Regions from separate parts of the Homo sapiens genome. Here region 1 is linked to region 2. A link is an interaction called in ENCODE POLR2A ChIA-PET data of the cell type or tissue named here. Cell type or tissue: MCF 10A. All regions are shown on one strand. Region 1 has its middle 140 kb from the start of COX10-DT. Region 2 overlaps LOC107985014 (a long non-coding RNA gene).

Region 1 (2,500 bases), 160 kb before region 2:
GGGAGGCCGAGGTGGGCAGATCACCTGTGGTCAGGAGTTCGAGACCAGCCTGGCTAACCTGGTGAAACCCCGTTTCTACTAAAAATAGAAAAAAATTAGCTGGGTGTGATGACACGTGCCTGTAATCCCAGCTACTCGGGAGGCTGAGGCAGGAGAATCACTTGAACCTGGGAGGCAGAGGTTGCAATGAGCAGAGATTGTGCCATTGCACTCCAGCTTGGGCAACGAGATTGAACCTCCATCTCAAAAAAAGAAAAAAAGAAGCAGATATTATCTTTATCTTTCCTGTGCAGAGTGACTTACTATACATGTTGAAGTGCTCTGATGGAAGGAACAGAAACCTCTGAAAGGAAGCCGTCAAAGTAGGAACTGCCAACAAAAATGTGTTATATGAGTCTACACTGTAAGTTTATAAATCTTTTCTGCATATAGTTATTGCATTGAATCCTGATAACAGCCTCCAAAAGAGGCATATCATCATTTTACAGGTGATGAAATGGGGAGTGATTGAGGATTGGGGCCTAATAAAAAGCACCTGTCTGGAAGCCATGGCACCTGATGTTTCTGAGGTGTCACAGGAATAGAGTAGAATCACGAAAAGAGAGAGAACCTCCTCGCATCCGGCAGCACACCTAACGTTCATTGGCACAGTGGCCTCATCAGCACCTCTGACGTGATCTAACTATCCCTGTCTTCTTGTTTCCTTCAAGTCCTTCTGGAATCTCCTTTCTAAGATGGGAGTAAAGATACAAAGGAAATTGTTTGAAAGGAGTTAATTGTCTTTGCTTCTGATTACCTTCAATGGGTTTTTTTCAAGGGCAATGGGTTAATTATCAAGACACTAACCACATGCTACATTCCCTGGGTGAAAGACACTTTCCTTTTAACATGATTACACTGTGTTAATGATACTGATCATTCCTAGGATACTGCTAAAATAATTGTCTATGAGCAGGTTGCTCTACAGAAATATTCATGGAGCTTAGAGCATTAAACCTCCCAATTGCATATTAAAGAAAATTTTTCAAACCATAAAATTACTTAGCAAGAAAAAAATACATTAATTTAAAAATCTATACTTAGCCAGCCCAAAACTACACTAGAAATGTTCCAGAAGTGGCAATTTAAAGAGGTAGAAAATACCACACTTCTCTATGTGCCTCCAGTACCAAATAAAACTGTTTCTATTTACTCTGCAGGGTGGACTGGTGCTTTGTAAAGTTTGGTTTCTTAACAGCAGTAAAGGGAGTTCTAATTTGGCTTTAGGTCAACATGCACAAGATTCAGTTTGCCAGAAGCGGCTACTCAGTGACTCAAGACTCTAAACACATGAGGATCTGAGACCCCCACACTAAAAATTTGGAATAAAGACAGCAGGTTCTAAACTCTGACTTCAAGTCAAGTGCTAATAGTTAATAATGAGAACGACTCAGGCAAATTCACTTTTCCCAATACATTTAAGGAAGTGGTTCTCACACTTGAGCTTGCGTAAGAATCCCCTGGAGGGCTTATTAAAACACAGATGGCTGGGCCCCACCCCAGGCTGTCTGATTCACTAGAGCTGGGGCGTAGCTCAGGCATTTGCATTTCTAACAAGTTCCAAGGTGTTGCTGATGCTGCTGGTGTCAGAGCAACATGATGAAAACTACTGATTTGTTTAATGAAGACAGTTGATGCCAAGGACATAGTCATGATTATTTACCCCAAAGAGTTTGTTTACTCCTTCATCTGGTGGTCTCCTTATCCCCCAATGGGCAGATTTCCCACTTCATTTACTTCATTTTGTGCTCCATTTTAGCCTTTTTTTTTTTTTTAAACCATTGTCTACCATATTGGCTGTATTATTGTCAGTATTCAATTAGGGTCTTTTGGACTGTAACAACAGAAAAGAGAACTCAAACTGGTTTAGAAAGTTATTAAATGGATTTATGTCTAATAAACAGAATTTACTAGCTCATAAAGAGAAAGTCCAGGATAGGGTAGCCTTCAGTGCTGTTTGATGATGTCATCAAGGACCCATGTGATTCACTTCTGTTTTTTTGCTCTGCAAGCCACAGTTTTGGCTTCACTTTAAGACTGGTTCCGCTTGTGGTTTTAGGACAGCTGCTGGTAGCAATCAAGTTTACAAGTTGCTTGCTTACAACCCTTGGAAAAGTAACTTCCTGGGGCTTTCTTCAGAATAAAGAGAAGTTTTCCAAAGCCTCTGACAGGCCTCTCATTATGTCTCATTGTCTAGAAGTAGGTCACATGCTCAAGGCCAAACCAACCACTGACCAGGAGGAGTGGTTTAGCTTTAGCCCAGTCAGGCCTACCCCTGGATTTCAGAGTGGCGTCAAATTCTCCTGCGTCCTGTGATATGCATGATACAGACCTAAATGAAACTGGCATTCTCTTGGGAAGGAAGAGTGGAGAATGGGTGCTGGATTGCAACTAACGGCATCTACTACACTTTCCAGGTAGTTATAAAAGTAGATAGTTTTAGAAAATTTAAAAGCCATAG
Region 2 (2,500 bases):
AGCACCATTCCTTTTATTGCAATGCTTATGAAAACTTTCCTTGTTTTTAGGTTTCCTTCGTCAGTCCAGGCAGGACTGTGCGGTTGGAAAAGGGACGGATGCTGGTCCTGGAAGGGGCGTCGTTATCTAGAAGCTCCCAACCTAAGTGGGTGACTCATAGGGAGGGCAAGGAGAGAAGGACACAGCAAGCAACTTACATGTAAAACAAGACGTGTGGGTTATTATGGAAGAAATTCACAACCAAACTTGGGGTTAGCCCGTATTGTTTTCCAAGAACTCTATGTGGACAGTGACAAAAAACAGACCTAAGAACTAGCAGACTGGGCAAAGCTTTTTCACATAACAACAACAAAAAAAGCAATTCCTCAGGAAAAAATGGTCAATGGGTCATTGTGTGTAGACAAAACTACAAGTTCTGCTCCAGACTCTGGGGAAACCATGCTGCCATCTTCAAGCTGTGGCCATTCTGTAATACAGACTACGCTAAATCACATGTTGTCATCAAGGCAGAATATTTTGTTCCTTTATGGGTCAGCCTGGGATACAAAATTAGAGAAACTTTGCAATGAAAAATCCCTTGTGTCTCATTGAACTTTTTCCTTAATTCAAACCTTTCCTTTCACAGTTTTGATTAGTGCCTTTGCCCATGTGGACAATATTTTATGATCAGGTTTTAAGAGTAATCCATCCATGGCTGCTTGGCTGCCTGGAACTTAAAACAACGACAACAACAATGTCCAGATAAACCCAATAAAATAGGTTTTTAAATGTGTGTGTGTGTGTGTGTGTGTGTCTGTGTGTGTGTGTGTTGTGCTGATCTTTAGCCTTGAAGCTTCACTCTTTCCCCTCTTCTGAAGAAAAGGTGTTTGCAGGGTGGCTGAACTTGCCAAACGCTGACGCAGAGTAGATCCAGCCTGGCAGCTGTCTACAATTCCTTGATGGGCCTCTTCTACAAAGAAGATTGATGTGAGTCAGCAAAGCCCTCATTAAGTGAGTCACATCATTAATAAAAGGCGCAGATTGCAAAGCGGTGTTTATTTCAGTGTTGATAGAAACCAGGACACAGTGGCCTTGAATCAAAAATAACCTTGGGCCAGACACATTGAACTTGGATCAGATCTGAAATCCCAGGCATTCATCCCTCCCTGAAGGCAAACATACGTCCAGATGATACCGCTGCCTTCCTTGTTGTACAAATGACTTGCTCCTCATCACCAGCATTTACCTTGTGCTTGACAGTTTGCAAAGCCTGTCCACTTACAAACTCTCTTGTTCTGACATGAGTGAGCCTTAAGCAGTGATTAAGTGCTCTTGCTCAGGTGTCGAGCAGTCCTGGGTCAGAATCTCAGCTCTACCATTTTGAAGCTGTGTGAACTTGGTTAGCTCATTTAACCCCTCCAAGGTTCAGACGACACTAAATAAACTCTAAGTACTCTTACTACACTAAGTAACCCTCTCTAATTTCCTCATGTGGGCCCAGTGTCCTTAGACTCTCCAACTTATGGGTGAGGATAATAATAATATCTCCACCATACAGCATGAAGATTAAACAAGGTAATAAAATTAATGAAATAATTGCAATGTGTGGCACATCATAAAGTTCAAGAAATGTAATAACCCTGAGATTTGGATAGCATAGGCGTTATGCTGATTAATAGATGAGGAAACAGGAGCTGAAAAAGTTTACTCATTCAAGGTCATAGGGTTGGGACTGGATGCCACCACAAGTTGAAACAAGTTCTCCTGACTTCAAAGTCAGTGTTCTTTCAAAGCCACCCATGGCACAGGTATTTGAACAACAGGCATATTTTCTCTTGCCCTATTCACTTTCCAGGAAATGAAATTGTATCATACTTTCCTCCTGGCTCTCATTGGTTTACCGTTTTGTCTGTATTCACTTTGATTTCTATGTCAGCTGCTGCAACGCTAGTGAAAAAGACAAGGTCCTTACCCTCAAGATGCTTGCTGCCTAGCAATTTGTTACCATCAAGCCATGAGGCTGTTGTAAGTTGTTGTGATGGCTGATATGCCAGACATAGGATTAATACCTCTTCAGCCTTGGTTGCGGAGTGAGGGTGATCATTGGTCTGGCATTTAGTAGGTGGCCCAAGAAATATTTATAAACTGACTGCCAGCCTTTCCTTGAGCAGGGAACATGGAAACTGAGGGATAAATAGGAGTTAGCTAAGTGAGAAGCAACCAGGTCAGGCAGGAGGGCTCCAGGGGAGAGGGCATGACATGTGCAGGGAGCCGCAATTGAAGTAGGTGCAGGGGCCAGGAAGAGGAGGGTGAGCTGCGCTGGGGAGAGGCTAGGGAGGCCTGTGGTGAAAGGCTGTGTAAGCCATGTTAAGGATTTTGGACCTTATTCTAAAGGCATCAGCTGCTTCGAAGAAGAACATTTTGACTTGGGTGATTTGATACCATTCTGGTGACATCACCATGTTTAACACAGGAGAATCTGATGCAGGAGTAAAAGCATAACCATTAATATGTGAAAGCA

What was found. ChIA-PET counts read pairs that join two places held together with the same protein. Peaks named below come from ENCODE experiments on the same cell type or tissue, not always from the same donor. Only the 100,000 strongest peaks of a DNase experiment are listed, where the experiment ranks them.
Region 1: POLR2A ChIA-PET joins it to region 2 with 10 read pairs; 2 of 35 experiments call an interaction of 5 or more read pairs at or near these places.

Annotation. Positions count from the first base shown.
Region 1 is chr17:13,930,979-13,933,478 of GRCh38, reverse strand. No RefSeq gene overlaps it. Among named protein-coding and RNA genes, the nearest start is that of COX10-DT, 140 kb to the left of the region's middle. In MCF 10A, no CTCF peak of the experiment used is centred here; a DNase peak (open chromatin) is centred at 1,518.
Region 2 is chr17:13,774,900-13,777,399 of GRCh38, reverse strand. LOC107985014 (a long non-coding RNA gene) reads left to right here. Exons shown (of 3, transcript XR_007065628.1): 3 at 1-772. Among named protein-coding and RNA genes, the nearest start is that of HS3ST3A1, 170 kb to the right of the region's middle. In MCF 10A, no CTCF peak of the experiment used is centred here; DNase peaks (open chromatin) are centred at 989 and 1,729.